Linked DNA regions of Homo sapiens: region 2 is linked to region 1. A link is a loop called in an ENCODE intact Hi-C map of the cell type or tissue named here. Cell type or tissue: heart right ventricle. All regions are shown on one strand. Links, peaks and the distances in the headings refer to the core of each region. The heading gives the core; the rest is flanking DNA. Region 1 overlaps PELO-AS1 (PELO antisense RNA 1). Region 2 overlaps ITGA1 (integrin subunit alpha 1).

The links. Peaks named below come from ENCODE experiments on the same cell type or tissue, not always from the same donor. Only the 100,000 strongest peaks of a DNase experiment are listed, where the experiment ranks them.
Region 2: a loop joins it to region 1, with 2.6 times the contacts of the local background. A loop is called at or near these places in 1 of 110 quality-filtered maps.

What each region holds. Positions count from the first base shown.
Region 1 is chr5:52,691,206-52,696,594 of GRCh38, forward strand. All of the region lies in intron 2 of PELO-AS1 (PELO antisense RNA 1), which reads right to left. Among named protein-coding and RNA genes, the nearest start is that of ITGA1, 94 kb to the right of the region's middle. In heart right ventricle, for the core only: a CTCF peak has its summit at 2,266 (motif pointing right); a DNase peak (open chromatin) is centred at 2,281; H3K27ac peaks cover 3,925 bases.
Region 2 is chr5:52,854,380-52,859,768 of GRCh38, forward strand. The region is part of intron 2 of ITGA1 (integrin subunit alpha 1); the gene reads left to right. Among named protein-coding and RNA genes, the nearest start is that of PELO-AS1, 56 kb to the left of the region's middle. In heart right ventricle, for the core only: no CTCF peak of the experiment used is centred there; no DNase peak of the experiment used is centred there; H3K27ac peaks cover 771 bases.

The DNA of each region.
Region 1 (5,389 bases), core at 261-5,260:
TTCCCTGAGCTATGAGCTGGAAGAATTTTCTCAGCCTTCATGTAGGTGAGTAAGCTCTTTTCATTTTTTGGTTGTACCTCTTTTACTACTTAGAATTTCATTGTTGTGTCCAGTGAGCTATGATTAAATATTGAGGTCAGCTGCCCTCTGCAGACTGGGGTCACTAAGTTAAATCCTGTCCACTTGCTGGAAATGTGCGAAGTTTCCACTCCAGTTACATATAGCTTCTGTTTGTGACTAGTAAGCACTGAATAAATATTTCTAAGCTGCTTACTAATCCAGAATTGCATGTTTTTCTGCAGATCTATTTCTTCTTTTCCAGGCCTACTAATTCCACATTAGTGTCTCAGTCAACATATTTCAAGCCATCTCGAATCTAATCGCCCCTTGGTGATTCAGGGGACTGAGACACAGGGAGAATGGAAGGTATTGATATTTTGTATCCCTTTGTGTCAGGTCTTCCTTTTCACATTCAGAAGGACGCAGCTGAATCCTGAGTGTGGTCTACAAAAACACACAGACGAAAACAATTAGCAATTTTAAGTCAGTTAGAGGTGCAAAGAGAAGTTGTCTATTTGTTTCTTTAACAAAGAAAAACCTTTGGTTTTCTCTCCTAAGCCCTTAATCATGCTCTAGGCTCTCCCAAGCACCAGGTTGTCACTCATGAACACAAACTACAATGACTGATTTTCTTAGACTTGTTTGGTTCTTGTAAAGTAGCCAATAAACTAATTGCATGAAAAATGACATGTTAAATTATCTCTACTTTTTTGGAAAAACAGCAGATTGATTTTTTTTTTTTAAGCCAAGCAGAGATGAGGCATTTTCTAGAAAGGCACAAGTTTTAATTATAAATTAATGCACAGGAATTTTATCTGTGCCAACTTGAGCTTGGAAGAAAATAGTATAGAATTACTTGTCTCTTTGTGCAGGTCATGTTACAGTGCTTCTCAAAGACTGATCCAATATTCAGTGTGTTGTACAGTAACATCTACAGTGAGAAAGGGGGAATAAAAGCTGAGCTGGTCAAATGCAGTGTCCTCTTTCATGAGGTCAGCCAATAGGAATTTTAACAGCTAATATTCTAGACAGTGGGAATGCAGTAGAGGCTTTTTCCCTTCTTTCCCAGGAGAAAAAATAAATATCAAGGCAGTCATTTTGAAATCCAGAAAAATCACACTTGGAAACACAAAATAAACTATCCTCAACCCTCAGATTCTATCATTTGATGTATTATCTCCTTGAGAGTCCAAATAAAGTGAGACATTAGCTTTACATGGTTTCATTCTGATTTCTAACAGGACCCCAATTAGAGGTAACTTGCTGTTTAGATTAAGGTTTGTTGTATAACTTTTAAAGTTCAATATCACTTATAAATAATTTCTATCCCCTTAGATTACCTTTCAGCAACCTGGCTTTTATTATCCTTTTCTCCTATTCAAGTAAGTTTTTGTGAAGTCAAACCTAGATGCTTTTCTGAATTATAGATTTCACACCTGACATACTTTGCACACATGTGTCTGTTCCCATTCTTCCTCCTTTAAAAGCCCAACTCATCCTCTTGCCTGAGGAAATAGAGCTGAAATGTAAGGATCTTCAAAACCGTTGCACAATCAACCAACTTTTCTGCACAAGCTGTGTCTACTGCCCTTGCTGCCTATTCTGTTTGGAAGCAAGAGAATAACAGAAGAAACAAGTGACCAAAGAATGAATAACATGTCCAGCCTTTTGTATTACTCCTGATATCATAATAAGACATTGTGTGTTTTATTCACATGGATCTTGGCCATATATTGAGTACAGTGAAACCTCACTGGCTTCAATGTACACTAGACCAGGCAAAGAGCAAATAGTGGCACCAAAGCCATCCCTACCGCCCATCCCATGCCCCTTCTGAGCAACACCTGAAAACCTCTGTAGCATATTCCTGTAAATTCTACCAGGTAGTTAACATCTGCTAAAAAATGTTCTCTTCTAAATTGTTGATGCTTATAGACAATTTCAGAAATTCATTTTAATAAAAGCATTCTCCCTGTAATAGTGGTACACAATTTTATGGCACTAACCAGGTACCAGGTTCTTCACATACACAAACTCATTTGAACCTCACCACATTGCTGTAAAGTAGGTATGAGTCCCCTCTCAAGTTATGGTACAAATGAGGAAATTGAGTTACACAGGTATGCAATAAACAACAGAGCTTAGGTTTGAATTCAAGATGTCTTGATTTCAGGTCCATGCTCTTAACAGCCACACTGTGCTGCCTGTCTGGCCACCAGAGGTCAGCTTCCCTGAAGGAATTAGTATTTGACTGAGGTGTGGTGCTTTCCACAGGGAAGCAGAGAAGATTTTTGGGGAATCCCATAGTGTTTTTAGCATCAGTGTTGTACACAAAAGGAGTACACTAACAACAGATGAAACAACACAAATATCTTTTGACTGAGAAAGTTATGGCTACCCAGCTCTGCTGAGGCTTATTTGTGCTAGAAAGACACATAAAACTTACCCATGAATATTGAAGATTTGAAGGCACGAAGGGGATACCCAGATAACAAAAGACCAGAGCTATACATATATGTCTTCTGCTGTTCATCAAGTTAATTCTCCAAACATTTATTAAGCATCTATTATGCATAGCATAATTAAGCATCTATTGTACATGAGACACTAGACTAACAGGGGGATGCAAAGATGAATGCCATTTGTTTGGAGGCTGGAGTGGACATGCCTCATTATTTGATTCAACTTGTAGAGCAATGGTTCTTGAATTTGCCACATATTATAAGCACCTGGGGGAGTTCCAATGAAAACTTCCGAAGGAAAACATTCCCAGACCAGTAAATTCAGAGTCTCTAGGGTAGAACCCAGGCATGAGGATTTTTTTAAAGCTCCCCAGGATTTCCAATGTGAAGCCAAGGTTGAAAATGCTGAGAACTACTGTTTAGAGTAACCCATTGTGTCAAAGCCTAAATGACCTCAGAAAAAAGTTCACTTTTGCCTTGGCATTTTCTTTCTTCTTGAACTGATAGATACTAGGCTGTAGCTTGCTTATTGCATTTTATGTAACCCACTTAGAGTGCCTTTTTCTGGAGCACTTTGCTTGCTTCTAATTCAAAACTGGCAGCAGGGGAGTGGTGTGAGGGGAGGGTGGTCACTGCCAACTGCTTTACATGTCAAACAGTGGAAGATTCCATTGGGAGGTTAGGTGGGGAGCAGCAACCTGGGCTCTGAAGAGAGATGTATCTCAATTTCTCTGCTTGACATTATTACCCTGGACAAGTCACTTAAAAGTCTTGGTTTCCATATTTGTAGAATGGGGTAAACGATGCCTGTTTGTGAGAAGTAAACTAAGTAACTTATGTGAAGTGTGTGGTACAGAGCAGATACTCCACGGAGGCATCTTCTACTTTACTATAATTATCCTGCTAATTCAAGTGAATCCTGCCCTTCTTGAGGCCTTCCTTGCCAGGTTCTTCTCATAACTGCCATGCTTCCTGGGGAATGAAGCCAAGGGGCTACTCTCCCCAACTCAGACAAAAGTCCTTGAAACTCTCCATTTCCTTTAACAGCAATTTCCCACACTGGACCGCTGAAGTCACATCTTGGCTTCATCCTAACAATTTTCAATTCTTCAGATTCTTTTGTCTCTTTCACTTTTTTTCCCCCATATCCTTAGACTTGCCATTTAAAAGTTGTCTTTGCTTCAAGATTTTTCCATACCGTTCCTCCCTGTTAGCTTCCTCTCCCTTTCTCCTTTCACTAGGCTCTCACAGACATAAAATGGACACTAAAACTCTTTTTATTCAAGTTTTTTACTTCGGCTTTTACTTTAAAGGTTAAAGCTATAAACCCAATGAATATTTCATGTGGAACACTTTTCAGCCCTCATTCGCCGAGGTGGATGCAATAACTACCAGAAAGGCTGTAATAAAGTAAAATTGATAAAGATAACCAGACAGAACATATTAAAAGACACAAATTTATGACTGCTTGATGAGGCAAAATGTTCTCGAAGAAGATTTGCAGGTTCCTTTTTCATTTCACCTTCCTTCATCTCCTTTCTCAGTGCTGTTTCGCATCATCCTTTACTCCTCCAACCTCTACTGGCTTCCTTTTTTCTTTTTAAATCTGTAAGTCCCTATTCTAAATGCTTTCTCTTTTATTGATTTTGGAATAGGCTGGAAGCCGTGATCCACTGTGTCCCTCTCAGATGTCTCCTAATATCACAACCCTGGCCGCATTTTATGCAGCAGCTCTGCTTCTTTTCATTTCTCATTTTTCCCACAATTCTAGCCTGATGACGGCTGGAAAATCCCAGTAACAGGTAACACTTGGCCTCCTTTTCATATATATAGCAGAGTCTCCTGGGGGGAGTTTAACTTAATCCTGGTGCCTTCCTCTTTTTGCCAACCCACCCATTCACCAAGGAGATGCCAGGTATAAATTTGTGAGGTGCCAGAGTGACTGACATTTAGATAGCAATGAGCTCATATTCACCATTTTAAAGAAAGCAGCATCATCAGCCTGCCTAATGCTATTTGGCCCATTAATCTTCTTGTTTCTAATTTAGCCATCTTTTCCCGTTTTCTCAGCTTCTTAATGTAGTTTGCAACCTTCCTCAGACCACTGATATCTGTGTCTGTATCCACTGTTGTTTCTGCAAAATTCGGTTTCCATCATAGCTTGTAAAGTAACATCTTCAATTCTCTTTCTCATAAAGTCAGTGAGACGTTAACCTTTCAGGTAACTGTTTTTAAATAATCTGTTTAAACTATTCTATTAATAACTTAAAGATCTTTTGAATTGTGCTCTTTTTGTTTCGGTCTTTTTCCCTTTCTTTAGAGGACTGAAGCATGCATGCCATATACACAGCCTAAAAGCAGATTATCTTTAAGGTAATGCCTTTGGATAGCTGACAGCTGCTCAAATAGGTCCTAGTTCTGGCAATGTTCTCGAAATTCTTCAAGATTATAAATCTTCACTATGTTCAATTTAAGTTGTTCTTGGGAAATTTTGGATAACACTTATCAAATATAACCTCTAAGAACCAGAGATGAATTAATCTACCCAGGCTTACTTGTCCCCAGAAATTTTATAAAATGCATTGCTCCTAGCGTACATAATACTAAATATATTCTCGATGTCTATGTGGTGCCAGAATTGTGGACAGTAGAGAGGAGCTGTAAAAGATCTCTGAACAGGAAATTCCAAGGTGTCAAGGGAAAAATTTCAGTTGGGAAATCATAACATCAACATAGTTGAATGTAGTGAAAATGCCACCTATTTTATTTTAGTCCCAAATACTAAGTAATAAAGCACAGAGCTGGACACACAATAGAATCTTTAAAGAGTATGCAATAACTTGTTTTAATTTGGACAATGATATTTC
Region 2 (5,389 bases), core at 169-5,168, 160 kb after region 1:
ACGCCTTTTGAAGTTGAAATTTCCTCATTGCCAAACTTGTCATTTCTTTGGCTCCCCTCATTTCCACCCCTCCACCTTTTATGAGCAAATCACTGCAGTTAATGGGTCACTGTGTAAGTTTCATTCTCTAAGATGAAAAAATGCTTATTCCATTTATTTAAAAAGAAATTGGCGAGCAGAATTTGCTTGGCACTCTGAGAGTGACTTTGGCTTGAACTATGTATTAGACATCAAGGCAGAGTTAGTTGAAAAGGATGTTAATGAAATAATGTAAATATAAGACACTCTTTTCCAAGAAACTATCTTTTGCAGGGAAGAAAACATAAATATGAAACAGAGACATCAGACACCACCTACTCTTCAAATAAATATAATAATGGGCATAATAACAAGATAACTATTGTGAATAGCAAATATTTCTGCTTACTAAATATTATTATAATTGTAGCTTATTCATGGAGAAAAGTGTTTCTCTCACTTTGATGATCCTTGAGTTGATCAGATGTTTCTCCAGAAATGAGTAACGATATCCAGAACATGTTTTGATCTTCTCAGTCTGCATACAGGTCATTACAAAAATGCCATATAAAAAGCAAGATCTAATAGGAATAAAACGTAATAAGTTAAAACTAACTTGCATTAAATTTTAAAATAATGATTCTCACAGTTTATAAAACAATGTGCCTGGGCCTTCACCTTGACCCTGTGGGTTTGGGCGGATATCATTGTTATCATCTGTATTTTCTAGACAGGAAACTGAGACAGAGAATGAATGTCCAAAGGTTTAATATAGCAAGTATGTCACAGGGTCAGGATATGGAACACCAGCCTTCTGACTTTTTAGCCAATTCTCCCCCTTTAGCAACAAGGATTCTCTAGCTGTTTGACCTGGAGAAATGCCTCTGGTGTCACTCAAAGGCATGTATAGCATCCCACTTAAGCTGAATATATATTCTCTAAAATGGAAAAAAAAAGATTTTACAATCCAGACCTCTTGGCTGGTCACATAAGTATAAATTCTCAGGTCTGCCTTATTCAGATTTTTAAGTACTTGACACAGTCGTTAATTCATTCATTCAATAGATATTTATTGAATGCCTATTTTGTGCTTGGTACTAGTATGAGCACTAAGGATGTGTTTGTGAACAAAATAGAAAAACCAATCCCTACTATTGTGGAGCTTATATTCTACTGGGGAATAGAGAACAAAAATTAAATAATGAAGTTAATAAACAGGTAGGTTACATCAAATGCCAGAATAGGATCAGTGTTGTGAGAAAAAACTGAGCAAGAGAGTGGATTGAGAATGCTGGAGATTCCTGAAATTCTGTAAACCCTATGCTAATACTTTTCTAGGATCTTGTTATTTTGATGCAGTTGGAGAAAAGTGAGGCTTCCTTAGGATTCAAGTGGTAAGATACACGTACTTTCAAGCTTGTTATTAAAAGTTTCATGTTTGTTTTCAAAGAAAACAGATACTAGGAAAATACAGAAAATTAGCAGTCCTATGATCTGCTAACCTGGTCTTTACTATTGGTCCCAACTCCCAAACTCCCTGTCTCAATCCTGGGCTCCTACACTCTACCACTTTCTAAGTTCTCACTCCGCAATCTTCACTTATCTCAGAATATGCAATAGGCCGTGGTTGAGATTGCTGTATCAGGTCAGTTTCCAATTATCACCATATCCTAAGTGCTTTCTCTTGCCCTAGAGATCAAACATAAACTCCAGACCTTTTCCTCCAGAGCCAAATGCTTGCCAAATCTCAAGCTCTCTGTTCCTGTCTATAAGCAAGCTTTATTCTGAGTTCTAGCCACCCATACTTTCTCATTATCTTCCCTTTTCCATCTTCATTCTCCTGTCTCCACACTTTTCCCTGGGCTATCCATATCTCCCTTTCCTTCTGCCTTACAATTCACAATAGCTCTCCTATTAGCATGCTGTACAAGACTCACTTTTCATCAGTTATCCTAGATTTTCCCCCACTTGATATTACATGTTTTCCAACTAGTGAGTCAGTTCTTCTCTACAAACTTATATTTGTTCTATTCAGATGATGGAATCTTAGAACTGGAAAGGACTTTGAGGGCCTAACTCCCATCCACTATAAAAACACCTTCCGAAACATCCCTGGCCAGCTGCAACCCACCTCATCTTGACCAGAGGAGCTGCCTGACAGACCTACGTATGCCTTATCAGTTTAAATCTTCATCGCTCTCTACAAGCCCACCACCCTTCTACCTCCTCTGTAAATCTCACTAGACAACTGCAGCTATTATTTTCCAAAGAAGAAAAAGAGACAGAGAGAGAGAGAGAGAGAGAGAGAGAGAGAGAAGCCACTAGGTCAAAATTTAATCCTCACTTCCTGTTTCAGTTAACTATTGCTGCATAATAAGTCATTCCAATACTTAGTCACTTAAAGCAGCAATGGTCTATAAATTCTCAAGATTTTTGAGGATTGAATAGGTATTCCCCTATTGCCTGGGCTCATCATCTGGTCCCTCAACTGGGGCTGGAGTGTCCAAGCTGGCTTTCCTCACACGAGTGGAAGTTCATGCTGTCAGCTAAAGCACCAATTCTGTTCCACGTGGCCTCTTATCCTCTGTTAAGCAACACTGGGCTTCTTCACATCCTGATGTTCTCAGCTTTCAAAAACAGGTAAAATGGAATCTGCAAAGGCCTTTTAAGGCCTAGCCTTAGAAGTCATAGTATCATTTGTGCTGCATTCTATTCATCAAAACAAATCCTAGATTCAATGGGTGGAAAAACAGATTCTACCTCATGAAATAATAAAAGTCAAAGTCGTGTTGCAAAAGTGTACACAATTCCAAACCATCGACCACCCTTGCAAACTGCTCAATACTGGGCTGCTCAGCGTGCTGCCTAGGGAATGGTCGCTCTTCCTCATTTTTAAGACAAACCTCTCCTTCTGGATCCACCCTGTCTACCTGCTCAGAGATTCTACTCCCTCTCCTGTGAAATCAGGATTTCTCTTGTTACTGTTTCTTTCTTGCCATCATTTAGCCATATGCAGATTGCCTCCATGATAAATTTGGACACATCTCAAGCCCTTAATGGTTTGTCATTGCCCTGAAAAAAAAAAGCCACATTTATTAACACTGCCCATCTCCCTCATTTTTAGCCAAGTTACTTGAAATGAAATCTGCCACAAACATGTACCTCTCATTCTTGCCTCCTATTCTTTATATTGTTTCCTTCTTTGGTTTCTGTGACACTGCTGTTTTCTGATTCTTGCTCCCTTTCTGATTACCCTTGCCTAGTTTTCTTCCTTTGCTCATTGAAACCTTAAGTGTTATTTCACCTTCAGATGTCAACATTTAGTGCTCTTCTCACTATATTTCGAGGTGGTAATATTTACTTTTAGGGCCTCAACCATGCTCATATCATGCTCATACATGTTCCACATGGTTTCTGAGATGTTCCCCAGCAAGACTGAGCCCACTTGCCTACAGAAGTAACTCATTATCAGTGCATCCTTTCTTGGCCTTTCTTCCTTCCCACTCTTCTTTTCCCCATCTCTATACTTATGCATACTTGGAATTGCCTCCAAAAAACTTACCTGAACCAAAGTTTTTGTCTTGGATCTACTTTTGGAGAAACCCGAACTAAGACAGCTTATATCCTAAATATTTATAGAGTTAGTCCTTCCATCCTCTGTACTTCCTGAATCCAAATCCTCATCTGGATTACTTTAGGAATCCATATCTTGTCATTTGACTCTAATTTTGTTCCTCTTCAATTTACTTATGACACTTCAAGCAAATAAGCTTTGTAAATCAAAAAGGTGATCATGTTACACCCCTCTTTAATAGCTTCATTGGTTCCCAACTTCCCCCTACATAGAATAAAGCCAAAGTTCTTAAAGCTGACTATGAGAACATTCATGATCTGGACTCTTTTTACCTCTCTAGCCTCAACTTCTACTGCAGTTATACTGAGCTACTTGGCATTTATCAAAGGAGTGGTATTCTTACTTCTAAGACTTTGCTGAAGTTGCATCAAGTTCAGACCTATTCAATATTGCAATAGTACATGTATAGTTGTGCTTCTCTCTCTAAGTTATAAGCAAACTAAAAATTGTGTTTTATTCACTTTTGTATCATTTTATATCCTCAGGACCTGGCATAAATGCCCAGCATGTAAAATATTGTTAATAAACATTAATTACTCCAGCCTCAAATTAAATACTTTCTAAAATCGTAGGCTCATTTTTTTCTCTAAACTGTTTTTAACTGTAAAACCAATTTATTCCATTACGTATTTTACAACTGAAAATATTAGGAAAAAATAATCGTAACCTCATTAATATAATTTGTTATATTCTTGATGTATTCCTGATTAATCTTTCAACATCGATGTTAGTTGTTTATTCATCTGAAATAAATACCTAATAATAATAAGAACTAACATTTAGATAGCACATACTATAAGCCAAATACTGTTCTAAGCATTTTATATACATTAACTTATTTATTTTTTTGATGATCCTCTGAAATGGATCTCCATTTTATAGATAAAAAAACTAAATCACAGATGGAGTAATTGACTTGTCCTAACCATATAGCTAAGTGAATGGTAAAGCCATAATTTGAACTCATATAGGCTGGCACCAAAGTTCATGCTATATTTCATGGAGAAGATTAAATTATTTAATACACAGAAAGCACTTAGAACAGGGCCTAGCACATGGTATAAATTCAATAAAGCCTAGCTGCCATTATCAGTGGTAGTATAATGAACATAGTAATTTGGTGTCTTTCATGTTAAATTAGGGCACAGATTTTCACTAAATTAGATAAATTTTCACTTTGAGTTCGATCATAAATAATTTTTCATCCTACCATACAATGAATGTACAATATGCTATAGAATGATCCTGAAATAATTAGTTTTTATTTACCATATTTCTTTTACTCTTTCATAATTATATATAACACTATGAGCATTATCTTTGTGCATTAAGCTTTTCCCTCTTACTTTAGGTCATTTTATTTAGGATAGATTCCCAGAAGTAAAAATTATGTATTAAAGGGTTTGAGCATTTTTGTAGTTCTTTATACAAATCAGAAATTGCTTTCCAAAGGCATTATATTAAAACCATGTTTTAGAGTCTCAATAGCTTAATATTTACAATTGTTTTATAAAATTTATTTTCATTAATACTAGCATGCCTATAGGGCCTACACAAAATAAATCCCATTTCTTTTCAATATGACAGACTTTCAAATATTTAAATTTTCAAAATGTGTGCCTAATCAATTTGTACTTCAATGCAACTTCTCAGTTCTCCTGCAGACATTCTTTCTCCATGCCGAACATCCCCAACTTTCCCAGCATCTTTTGTCTGACAAATTTACCAGACTCCTAA